Regions from separate parts of the Homo sapiens genome. Here region 1 is linked to region 2. A link is an interaction called in ENCODE POLR2A ChIA-PET data of the cell type or tissue named here. Cell type or tissue: Panc1. All regions are shown on one strand. Each heading gives the region's core, and the rest is flanking DNA. Links, peaks and the distances in the headings are about the cores only.

The links. Peaks named below come from ENCODE experiments on the same cell type or tissue, not always from the same donor. Only the 100,000 strongest peaks of a DNase experiment are listed, where the experiment ranks them.
Region 1: POLR2A ChIA-PET joins it to region 2 with 8 read pairs; 2 of 35 experiments call an interaction of 5 or more read pairs at or near these places.

Annotation. Positions count from the first base shown.
Region 1 is chr3:52,353,880-52,358,879 of GRCh38, forward strand. It overlaps DNAH1 (dynein axonemal heavy chain 1), which reads left to right. Exons shown (of 78, transcript NM_015512.5): 21 at 964-1,176; 22 at 2,735-2,899; 23 at 3,735-3,856; 24 at 4,019-4,124; 25 at 4,679-4,858. Among named protein-coding and RNA genes, the nearest start is that of DNAH1, 40 kb to the left of the region's middle. In Panc1, for the core only: no CTCF peak of the experiment used is centred there; no DNase peak of the experiment used is centred there.
Region 2 is chr3:52,167,959-52,176,013 of GRCh38, forward strand. No RefSeq gene overlaps it. Among named protein-coding and RNA genes, the nearest start is that of POC1A, 18 kb to the left of the region's middle. In Panc1, for the core only: no CTCF peak of the experiment used is centred there; a DNase peak (open chromatin) is centred at 3,763; H3K27ac peaks cover 267 bases.

The sequences.
Region 1 (5,000 bases), core at 1-5,000, 180 kb after region 2:
AGCATTAGCCTCAATTTAACAGATGTGTCAGGCCGGGTGCAGTGACACATGCCTGTAAATCCCAGCACTTTGGGAGGATGAGGAGGAAGGATCGCTTGAGCCCAGGAGTTTGAGACCAGTCTGGGCAACATAGGGAGACCCCCATCTCTACAAAAAATTAAGATATTAGCCAGGCATGGTGGCACATGCTTGTGGTCCCAGCTTCTTGGGAGGCTGAGGCTGCAGTGAGCGGTGATTATGCCACTGCACTCCAGCCAGGGAGACAGACTGAGACCCTGTCTCAAAACAAAACAAAAGAAAACAAACAAACAAAAAAACAGATAAATCAATTAAGGCTCAGAAGGGTTCAGCAACTGGCCAGGATGACACAGTAAATGCCAGAGGTGAGACCAGCGCCCACACTCCTCCTAACCTTAGCTGCCTCCCAACATGTGCGTACAACCACATGCAGCACATGTGTAACAGTGAACTGGGCTGAACACAGTGGCTCACGCCTGTAATCCCAGCACTTGGGAGGCCGAGGCGGGTGGATCACCTGAGGTCAGGAGTTCGAGACCAGCCTGGCCAACATGGTGAAACCCCATCTCTACTAAAAATACAAAAAATAGTGGGGTGTGGTGGCACATGCCTGTAATCCCAGCTACTCGGGAGGCTGAGGCAGGAGAATTGCTTGAATCTGGGAGGCAGAGATTGCAGTGAACCAAGATTGTGCCACTGCACTCCAGCCTGGGCTACAGAGCGAGACTCCACCTCAGAAAAAAAAAAAAAAAAGAGTGAATTGGCCCTGAATTCAGATGAGGGGCTCACACGGGACTTGTTGCCAGACAAGCCGAGAGTATTTGCCAGAGCGGCCATGTGGAGGTCATGGCCAGGTACTGTCTGCTGCTTCCCTGGGCAGGGCTGGTCAGACAGCATCAGGACCAGCCCCTCCCAGGACTCAGCCTGGCTTGTCCCCGACCCCAGGCACTGGACAAGATGGAGAAGGAGTGGTCGACCATCCTGTTCAATGTACTGCCCTACAAGGCGACAGACACCTACATCCTGAAGAGCCCGGACGAGGCCTCACAGCTGCTGGACGACCACATCGTCATGACCCAGAATATGTCATTTTCACCCTACAAGAAGCCCTTTGAGCAGCGCATCAACTCCTGGGAGAACAAACTGAAGCTGACCCAGGTCGGCCCTCCCCCCAGTCCTTCCCTCATCGCTCCCCCACTTCAGAGAGCCCGACCCACAGGTGTCACTGATGGTCTCCGGGTGGGGTTCAAAGCATCGCAGTGCCTTGCCCTCATTCACACAGCCCCTGGCTCTCTGGCAGGCCCCGCCCTACTGCATTCAGAGGAGGGCAACTAGGATGGGCTCTCCATCCATGAGGTTCAGCTACTGGATGAGGCAGATAAGGGTGCGTAGGGGCAGCATTTGGGTCCCAAAATGTGGTTGAGGATAGGCCTGAGAACTGCCAGGCGGCCTCCCCAGGGCTGCCTGAGCTTGGGACAACCAGGTCCTCCAGTACTGACACTTTCTGGGCCGGATGTCCCAAGGTCCCAGAGCACCTCAGTGCCCTTTCCCACTCTGTCCTGAGCTTCTGTTCTCATCTCATTTGGAGCTACCTTGGTTGAGGGGACTGGGCCACCAGGGACTGCACTTGTCTTGGGCTCTCAAGGCTAGAGGCAAGGGCTGCCCACAGAGCCCTGGAGGGCAGTCCCGGGGCCAGCCTGCAGGTGTGATATCCCCTTCCCCGGGCCTCCCTGATAGCTGCTCAGAGACCTCCGGCGAAGGCCAGAAGCAGGTGGGGAGGGCTCATCTGTGTGCCTGGACCACCCAGAGATGCCTGAGCTGGTCAGCACTATCCCCAGTCCCCCTCTGCTCACGCTGTCCACTCGACCTGGAGTTTGACACCCGCCTTCCATCTCCTCCAAGGCCCAGCAACAAGCAGCCTTGCCGACTCTCCCTCACCATCCTTCAAGGGGTTCCCACCGAGGCCATTGTCGGTGCCTCTTTCAGAGTCCACTACACATGCCGGGCCCATGATTCAGGGGCAGAACTGGCCCCTTAGTGGGCTGTGGGCCCCTCGAGGGAAGGGACCAGGCCGCATTCCCCTGTTTCCCCTAGTGCCTCCCAGGGCCTGGCACAGTCCTGACACTGCTGACTGTGACCCCCATCCCATGAGGAAGAAATGGATGAGTGCGTGAGTTTGCGCTGATGGGAGAAGACAAGAGATACATCCTGAATGGGGAATTTGGAGGCAGAAGGGGGAAATGGCTCATTTTGAAGATGTCTCACCCTTGGACTCATGTTTCAGAGAGTATTTTAGGACTCTCACACTCAAGACCCATTGAATCTCAGAGAATCCTGGGGTCATGGACCCAGAAGTCCTTCCAGGAAGGAGGCTGGTTTGTCTCCCAGGCACCGAGTGTTTCCTGTCACTGCAGGCTTTGCTGGCGTGGGTGTGTTCCTCCCTTTGGAAGAGCAGCTCCCCCGGCTCCTTTGGAGGCTTGGGCGTCCTGTGGGGATGTGGGACTTCTCTGGAGGGCAGGCATCCCTGTATCCTCTTTGTTCCCTGGAGTATCACAGATGACAGCACCATCTAGAAATCTCCCTGTAGACACTGGCTTTGGTGTCCAGTGCTCTGCCCAACATGCTGGTGGGGTGAAATGTCCCAGTCATTGGGACAAACCCCAGCTTGGACCCTGACAGTCCATATCACACCCCTCCCTGCCCCTCCCCTCCCCAGGAGGTTCTGGAGGAGTGGCTGAACTGTCAGCGGTCCTGGCTCTACCTGGAGCCCATCTTTAGCTCTGAGGACATCAACCAGCAGCTGCCTGTGGAGAGCAAGCGCTACCAGACCATGGAGCGGATCTGGAAGAAGATCATGAAGAATGCCTACGAGAACCGGGAGGCAAGCTCAATGAGGGTGGGAGGGGCAGCTGGGATCCCCAAGGGCCCTGGTCACATTGCTGGTAGCCTCCTAGTCTCTTCCCTCCCTACACAGAAAAGGCTGGTGGACAAGCCTGAGGATTTGATCTTGAACCATGTCCTCCAGAGTGGGCTCCCCAGCCTCAGAGTTGCTCCTTAGAGGCACAGTCACTGACGGTTTTTCTCTTGGAGATCCACAGCCCATATTAACGTTTTTTTTTTGTTTGTCTGTTTTTTTTTTTTTGTTTTTTTTTTTGAAACAGAGTTTTGCTCTTGTTGCCCAGGCTGGAGTGCCATGGTGCAATCTCGGCTCACTGCAACCTTCACCTCCCTGGTTCACCTCCCGGAGGCTGAGACAGGGTAATCCTGTCTTAGCCTACCAAGTAGCTGGGATTACAGGCATGCGCCACCACGCGTGGCTGATTTTCTTTTGTATTTAGTGGAGCCGGGATTTCACCATGTTGGTCAGGCTGGTCTCAAACTCCTGACCTCAGGTGATCTACCTGCCTCAGCCTCCCAAAGTGCTGAGATTACAGACGTGAGCCACCATGCCCGGCCCATATTAGCATTTTAGAAGCTCTGACAAGTCCTGCAGCAAAGCAAACTCTTTAGCTTTGTTTAACTCTAACTTGTTTGACCGTAGAATTTTTTCTGTGGGGCTGATGGTTGCAGCCACTGGCTCAGGGAGAATTTTTCTGCATCTTCTTTCCCAGGCCCCGCTGAGGGGCTCTGGCTGGTGTGGGTGCTCTGGGATGAGCCTATCTTGCTACCTGGACCATGCTCACTGCCCATTTCTGTGCATGGCCCGGGCCCTGCAGGTGATCAATGTGTGTTCCGACCTGAGAATGCTGGACAGCCTGCGGGACTGCAACAAGATTCTGGACCTGGTGCAGAAGGGCCTCAGCGAGTATCTGGAGACCAAGAGGAGCGCCTTCCCCAGGTGGGCGCCACCTGGCCATGCCCACTCCGCCACTGTCTGCCCACAAGGCTGAGGTGTCCAGGGCCCTGCTCAGGCTAGGGTGCGGGGATGTCAGCAGGACTGGGGCAGCTGGGGCCCAGGGAGCCTGCACGACCCGCTTCCTCACCCCTGTTCCCCTGGCAGATTCTACTTCCTGTCAGATGATGAACTACTAGAGATCTTGTCGCAGACAAAGGACCCCACGGCCGTGCAGCCACACCTGCGCAAGTGCTTCGAGAACATCGCTCGGGTGGGCAGCTGGGCCCGGGGCTCAGGGCTGGGAGCATGGGGCATCTTCCCAGGGAGAACGTCCCTCCCTTTGTGATGAGCCCTTTTAGCAGGAAATGTGGCAAATGACATTCCTGGTCTTTGGAGACACACCTGGGGCCTGTGGGAGGAAGGTCAACTGCAGAATCCCCAGCTCAGGGCTGAGGGCCCTGGATTTCCAACTCACCAGGCGCTCCCTGTGCCCCCAGCACACTGCAAAACCCATGAGGCCAGAAGCCTGTGGCCTGCCTTGTCTTCCCTCATCTATGCAGGAGGCCGGGGACATGCAAGGCAGTCAGCCTCCTTCCCTAAAGCCTGCTTCATGCCGGGCCTGGGCTGGGGCCTGACCACTGCTGGGGAGAAGGCAGGCCATCCAGCCTGGGAAGGCCCAGCCAAGATAGACTCTCGGGGGGACGGGAAGGCAGGGCTTTCTTCTTGAGGTGGAGGGCACCGGGCAGGCTTAGCGCTGGGGCTGTGGTGGCCAGGGCATCTGGGCACACCAGGGTGACCCCACTCCTGCTCCTCCACTGCTTGCAGCTGCTATTCCAGGAGGACCTGGAGATCACGCACATGTACTCAGCCGAGGGGGAGGAGGTACAGTTGTGCTTCTCCATCTACCCCTCCAGCAACGTGGAGGACTGGCTGCGGGAGGTGGAGCGCAGCATGAAGGCCAGTGTGCACGACATCATTGAGAAGGCCATCAGGGCCTACCCCACGGTGAGCCGCCCGCAGCCCGTGCAGCCTTCCACCCCTGCACCCCTCTGCTCCCTCTCAGTGCCCCTCCTGCTCTAGCCGGCCTCGTCCTCAGGCTGCAGCCCTGAGGTCCCTGGGGGCTCAGGCGGGATTCTGGAGTCTTTCC
Region 2 (8,055 bases), core at 1,858-6,857:
TGTGCAGATTTTTTTTTTTTTTTTTTTGAGGCAGAGTCTTGCTCTGTTGCCCAGGCTGGAGTGCAGTGGCGTGATCTCGACTCACTGCAAGCTCCGCCTCCCGGGTTCACGCCATTCTCCTGCCTCAGCCTGCTGAGTAGCTAGGACTACAGGTATGTGCCATCATGCCTGGCTAATTTTTGTATTTTTAGTAGAGACAGAATTTTTCCATGTTGGCCAGGCTGGTCTCAAACTCATGAGCTCAAGTGATCCACCTGCCTTGGCCTCCCAAAGTGCTGCGATTACAGGGGTTAACCATCACACACAGCCAAGATATATATTTCAGATTTTTTTTTTTTGTCGCAACAATGCTTATGTTTTGTATAGCTAATTGCTATAAGCCTGTAACTAAAACCAAGATTATAGTAGTTTAGCTGGGCGCAGTGGCTCATGCCTGTAATCCCAGCACTTTGGGAGGCTGAGGTGGGTGGATCACTTGGTCAGGAATTCAAGACCAGCCTGACCAACATGGTGAAACCCCATCTCTACTAAAAATACAAAAATTATCTGGGTGTGGTAGTGCATGCCTGTGGTCCCAGCTACTCGAGAGGCTGAGGCAGGAGAATTGCTGGAACCCCGGAGGCACAGGTTGCAGTATGCTGAGATCGCACCACTGCACTCTAGCCTGGGCAACAGAGTGAGACTCCATCTCAAAAAAAAAAAAAAAAGATTATAGTAGTTCAACATACAGAAGTTAAAAATAAGTCAGTTTTGTAACCTCACCTTTAGCTTTTGTTTGTTGGCTTTCTACTTAAAAATAATAATAACATTAATAATAATTTTAAGGAGTAATGAATGCTTGTTCATGTCCATTCATATCTGGCCTAAAACAATTAATTGGCTGTAAGACTTGTTGGTTCTAAGTCCCTTAGCCATAGGGAGTCCCACTGAGGGACAGGATGGACCCAGGGCAAGCAGCCATGCCACCCCAGCAATGCTATGGGAGAAAATTAAAATCTGGTGGCCATTAATGTTGCCTCTGGCAAATCTTGGCCAGAATGGGGAGAATGCAAACCAAAAATAAAATTTGGGCCGGGTGCAGTGGCTCATGCCTGTAATCCCAGCACTTTGGGAGGCCAAGGCGGGAGGATCACAAGGTCATGAGATCGAGACCATCCTGGCCAACATGGTGAAACCCCATCTCTATTAAAAATACAAAAATTAGCTGGGCATGGTGGCTCATGCCTGTAATCCCAGCTATTTGGGATGCTGAGGCAGGAGAATCGCTTGAACCAGTGAGCCGAGGTCACTCCACTGCACTCTAGCCTGGTGACAGACTGGCAAGACTCCGTCTCAAAAAAAAAAAAAAAAAGAATAAATAAATAAAATTTGACAACCATCAGATGTTGAAAACTTGAAACCATCTGAATGGACTTCCTTCTTGGCCAGGGCACTCTAAAATTTAACCTGAAAGACTGGTTCAGGCCATGATGGGAAGTTGGGGTTGCACATGCCTCACTATATCCCTCCAGCGTTAACATCAACACAGACCTTAAGTCTGATAGGAAACATTTACAATCTATTTTCTCTGAAACCTGCTATCCAGAGGCTTCATCTGCATGGTAAAAGCTTGATCTCCACAACCCCTTATCTTAACCAAGATATTCCTTTCTACTGATAATAACTCTTTCAACACATCACCAATCAGAATATGTTTAAATCTGGCCAGGCGCGGTGGCTGACACCTGTAATCCCAGCACTTTGGGAGGCCAAGACAGGCGGATCACATGAGGTCAGGAGTTCAATACTGGCCTGGCCAGCATGATGAAACCCTGTCTCTACTAAAAATACAAAAATTAGCTGGACGTGGTGGCACGCACCTGTAGTCCCAGCTATTCAGAAGGCCGAGGCACGAGAATCACCTGAATGCAGGAGGCGGGTATCACAGTGAGTCAAGATTGTGCCACTGCATTCCAACCTGGGCAACAGAGCAAGACTGTGTCTCTGAAAAAAAAAAAAAAAAATTGAATTTAGAGAAACTCTTCTGTAAATGGTTTTCAAACGTTAGATTTATTCAAAGTGAGAGTCACTAGAAGATTTTACTTACCCGTCTAATCTTTCCAGATCCTTCTGTCTTCCATCCCTATTCACCTGGGAGGAGGAGCTGAAGGTGCCCCACCCCCTTTTGCTCATTTCTTCGCCAAAAAATGCAAATTCTCTGACAACATGTAAACAGCCCAGGATCTGCTGCTAGTACAACCTGCATAAACCAAGTGCCTCTATTCCCTGACTGGGCAGGCCCCTACCCCAGTACTACCTCCATTCGATTGGACTCCAGTTCTGACTGAGGCCTCCATGTAGAGGCAGAGCTCAGTTTTGAAGGAGCCTCAATGTTGGGGGGACCTTCTTATTGAGGAAGCTGGAAGAGAGCTATTTTAGCTATCTTTTTCTTTTTTTATTTTTATTTTTAAATTTATTTTATCATTATTATTATTATTATTATTATTATTATTATTATTATTATTATTATTTGAGACAGAGTTTTACTCTTGTTGCCCAGGCTGGAGTGCATTGGTATGATCTCAGCTCACTGCACCCTCTGCCTCCCAGGTTCAAGCGATTCTCCTGCATCAGCCTCCCAAGTAGCTGGGATTATAGGCACCCACCACCACACCCGGCTAATTATGTATTTTTAGTAGAGATGAGGTTTCACCATGTTGGTCAGGCTGGTCTTGAACTCCTAACCTCAGGTAATCCATCTGCTTCAGCCTCCCAAAGTGCTGGTATTGCAGGCATAAGCCACCACGCCTGGCCATAGCTATCTTTTTCAAGTCCCCTTGTGGCAGGAAGGTGTCTATCCTGGTGCAGGCCCACAGGTGGACTCCCCTACAAGAGGCTGTCTTCACTCCCCAGCCTGCTGACCATGAGCCAAGGCCACCCAGGGTGGGGCAGAGAAAGAAGTGGGAAAGTCGGATATCCCATCCACCAACTTAGCCCAGCCAGCCCGAAACCAGAAAGCCCCATCAATGCTATCAGTTTCCCCTGCCTACGCCTGCTGGTGGCCTGGGTTTGAAACTCTGAGCAGGGCAGCTCAGGGCTTGTCCCAAGGTCAGGCAGGCCTGCGGATGAGCCCAGGCCCTGCCACCTTTGAACTGGTGATCTAGCAGGAGTCATACCACCTCTCCCCGCTGCAGTGTTCTCAGTTGTAAAATAATCGTAATAATATGCCTGCCATGATAGAGGAGGGGAGATTCCATGAGCTCTTCATTAGTGTCAGAGCTTGATGTTGAGCTGACACTTAATATGAACTATGTGACTTCATACTTCCCCTGCTCCGATGATCTGGCCCACACCTCTCTGCCTCTGCTTCCACTGCTCTGCCCTGCTCTCCCTGCTCCAACCACATTGAGCTTCTTGCTGTTCCTTGAATAAGAATGTGCCAGCCACTCTCTCATCTCAGGACTCTTGCACCGGCTGTTGTCCCAGTGTCCCCATGGCTCTATCTGTCACTTCCATCAGGACTTTGTTCAAACATCAGCTTCTCAGTATAGCCTTCTCTGACAACCCTACTTACAAATGTCTGCCCACTCCTTCCCTTTCCCTGCTTTATTTTCCTGTGGTGACTTAACACCATCTGATGCACTGGACCTGTTATCTTCTCCCCATGAGAATGTCCACTCCAGAGACAGATGTGACTGTGCCCCTGCACCCAGCAGAGGGCCCAGATAGAGTGGGGTGCAATAAACATTTGGTGAATAAATAAATGACTCATTCCAACATTGCTCATAGATTGCAATGGAATCTGTGATGCACAGGACTGGTTCTTGGCTGGAGAGAAGGCGAAGGGATTAAGGTAATGAAGGAAAGCTGCTCTATAGGAGATAAGCTTTGGAGCACAGTGAGGGGTGCAGATGGACAGGAGAGAAGAGAAAGGGTGGTTCGGGTGCAGGGCACAGACTAGGAAAAGGTCTGGTAACAGGACTGAACATGTGGTGTCTGGGGAGTGGGACAAAGCAGATGAGGACCAGGAGTAGGGCCAGACTGGAAGGGCACATGTAGGCAAGGTCCCTGGGGATCCGCCTCAAAGGGTCAGGAGGCACATGTCCCCTCCTAGGACTGAGATGAGCCAAAAGAGACCCCCCACAGATGGGGCTATTGCACTAGGCCCACCTGTTGTGGGAGTGACCCCACCTGTTGTGGGAGTGACCCCTGCAGAGTGCCCCTTTCCATGGAGTCCCATGGCAATTCTGGGCCTCAGTGGTACCCACTGTGGAACTAGTGTGCCCCTGTGGGTCAGCTTTCTCTAAAGGCAGGCCACACCCCAGAGTGAGGAGAGGTCTAATGGGATTATAGCCTTCAGCCTGGCCGAGCCCTGCTCCTCCATCCAATCGCAGGGGCTACTCTGGCAAAGCTCACACTGGTGGAGACAGGAAGTCCCCCTGCATAAGCATCCAGCTTGGACCTGTCCTCCCACATTGCAGGCAGTGGATGGCATGACTGGCGCTGCCATGCGATTCCTGGAGACAGTGATTCAATGGACCCATGGGTCCCTGGGACCAGTTTCCAAGCAGTGTGAGAACACATAGCTGGCCAGTAGCCACACTCACCCCATCCACTCAAGTCAGATAGGGAAGCCTCTGTGTGCTGAGTTCTTCTACCCACACCCAATGAGCATGACCCATGCCCCTCCTCCACTACTGCAGAATACCCCTTTGAGAGATGCCAGGCCTCTGTTTCACATCATCCAAGGAGAGGAGAAGGAGCTGGGGCAAAAGATCCCACAATATCGAAGGCCCCCACCTTGGCCTTGCACACATGGGCTGACAGCGAGGCGCAAACACTCCTATGAGGTCTGAACTCAACACTAAGAACCTTTCCAGTAGATCATGCAGACAGAGCTTCAGAGCAGCGGTTCTCAGCCCCAGCTGCTGTTCAGAACCCCTGCAGGTGGAGCTCAGACACTCGCATTTTATAAAAGCTCCCCAGGTGAGTCCAGTGGGTACCCAAGGCTGAGAACTGCTGCTTCTAGACCAGCATTGACCACAAGAGTTTTCTGGGAGGATGGAAATATTCTATCTATCTGGGTTATCCATAATGGTAGCCACTGGTCACATGTGATTACTGAACACTTGAAATGTGGCTAGTGTGAGTGAGGAACTGAATTTTAAATTTTATTGAATTTTAATTAATTCCTGTGCTATATGTGGCTAGTGGCTACTGTATGGCCAGTGCAGTTCTAGACTATAGACCGGCTCTGTGGCTGTGGGCAAGTCACTGAGCCTCTCAGACTTCAGTCTCCCAGTGAGGCCATGGGGGGGCATGAGGCCCAGTCCACAGTAGCTGTGGCAACCCTTTGTCCCTGTGCCCCACTGCCTAGCTGAGGGAGTTTTGGAGACAACCCAACCCCAGGGACCTGAGGCAAAACAGAAGGATGCAGGCCACAGAGCTGTCCTCAGAGCATTTGGGGAGAGAAGATGGGGCCAGATGCCCAAGAGGCCAGATCATGGGATTTCCCTCTTCCATTGAGCCCTGAATTGTGCTGTGAACCAGCCCAGAACAGTGCCAGAAAGAAAATAACTGACAACTTTCACCTACTGCAGAGTCACCCTATACCAAAGGCCACATGAGTCTTAACCACAACCCACAACAAGGAGCAGTGCATTTTACTGATGGAGAAACTGAGGCACAGAGTTAGTAAGTGAGAAGCCAGGATTAAAACCAAGCCTGTCTGTCTGCAAACCTGAACCATTAATCCTAATGCATCCATGAAGAAGGACTAAAAACTCTGAAATAGTTCAAGCCCCAGAGGAACTTAAGAGGGCCTCAAGATTTTCACCCCAACAGCAGAGATGGGGGCCAAAACTGTCCCAAAGTAGCCAAACCCATACCAGAAAATCCTTTATTGTCTCATATTTCATCTTTCATCTTTTTTTTGTGTGTGTGTGGCAAGGTCTCACTCTGTCACCCAGGCTGGAGTGCATTGGTGCGATCTTGGCTCACTGCAACCTCCGCATCCTGGGTTCAAGCAATTCTCCTGCCTCAGCCTCCCAAGTAGTAGGGATTACAGGTCCATGCCACTACACCTGCTAATTGTTTTTTTTTTGTTGTTGTTGTTGTTGTTGTTTTTGTATTTTTGGTAGAGACGGGGTTTCACCATGTTGGCCAGGCTGGTCTTGAACTAGTGATCCGCCAGCCTCGGCCTCCCAAAGTGCTGGGATTACAGGCGTGAGCCACCATGCCCGGCCTGTCTTGTAGTCCATCTTAAACAATAAGTAAGTTTAGCATCTATTTCATAGTGCAGCTGCGTCTTTTTTTTTTTTTTTAAGAGAAAAGGTCTCACTGTGTTGTCCAGGCTGGAGTACAGTGGCTATTCACAGGCGTGATCATAGCACACTACAGCCTCAAACTCCTGGGCTCAAGTGATCCTCCTGCCTCACCCTCCCAAGTTATCTGGGACTACAGGTATATGCCATTGCACCAGGCACAACAGCCTCTTTTTAATATCAAATTAATGTTTTAATGATGGACTAGTTAACTCCAAGTTAGGCTGATACTCAGGAACATGCACTATTTATGCTTTTATGGTTTCATGTCCTCCTCTCCATGAGTTTGAGAAGCAGGGTCACAGCTGGTCATTAAATGGGGCAAGCCAGTCAGGTCCAGGCCCATAGGGGGCTTTGAGCACAGGGTTTCCAGAATCTAGGGAAGAGCTGGTATAAATGCCCATTGCCAGGCCTGTCAGAGTCTGATTTGGTGGGTATGGGTGGGGCCAGGAGTCTGTATTTGTAACATGTCCCTTCAGTGAAAAAAACAGCTCTGCCTTGCCCTCAAGGAGCAAGGGGACTGTCACCTGGCTATGATGCCCTGGCCAGGGACACAAGACTAGACAAGTCCCAACTCTGACCCCAGCTTGCTGGAGCCCTTCTGGTTTCAATGAATGGATGTGGTTAGGGGCCTCCCTGGAGGAAGCGCCTGGAGGCCTCCTTCGCCTCCCCTTCCTCATCATGGCACACTGGCCTCCTCACTGCCCTCCCACAAGCCAAGCTCAGGCCCTCCTCAGGGCCTTTGCACAGCTATTCCCTCTGCTTGGGCTGCTCATCCGCCGTGTCATCATTCTGCTGGCTCATGATATTTCAGGCCTCAGCCTGAACGTCACCTCAGAGTCGCATCCTCTGACCCCGCCCCAGCACCCTCTCATGCCTCTCTGCTCCTCACTCCTGACATGTTGTGAGTTTATCATTCATTTCCCCTATGACTATGAGCTCCCTGAAAGCAGGGACCACACCCTGCTGGTCACCGGTGAATGTGGAACACTTGGCCCTGGCCTGGCACGAAGAAAGATCACTCAGATTTGTCTGATGAATCAATCCCCAAAACCAGTGAGCCTGAGTGCACCAGGGAATCCCTCCCACCATCTCCAGCGATGCTTCCACTCAGGGACTTTCTGTAGGGTGAAGAACAGGGGATTCAATTCCACAAGTGTTCGGGGAATGCCAGCTGTGTGCCGGGGCCTGTGGTGGGGTCACCAGGCTCTAATGGAGTGGCAGGTGTATACCAGCCCCTGAGCCTGCCTCAGCGGGAGAAGCAGGTGACTAGCACCAGAGTCCTTGCTCCAAGGAAGCCAGAGAGGAAAAGGACCACCAAGCAGGTTGAGCTCAGGGAGTGTCCTCACGGGGGTTCAAGCCCAGCACCAGGGGTGCCCCTCGGGTGGCAGGATCAGGGGTTTCTGAGAAGAGGAGGAGAAAGCATTTGGTGTGTTGAGGGGGTATTGAAAGACAAGCAGGTATTCCACAGTGACGTGGGTGCCCCAGACCGTGGAAGGGCAAGTGTGGGACAGAAGAGATGCACAGCTTTTTGGGGCTGAGACAGGCAGTAGCAGGCCCGTCTGGTGCAGACTCACTTCCGCTGCCTCCTGCCCATCAGCTCCCTTACCTCTCAGGGACTGTCCTGCTCCCCACAACCCAGCTCAGCTGCAAGGAAACGAGGGGGTCATTCAGGTGACAAAGGCCCCCTCTGATGAGTCATCCTTGGGTCTCAGGTAAGCCTAACCCCCACAAGTCACTCACACACTCAGTG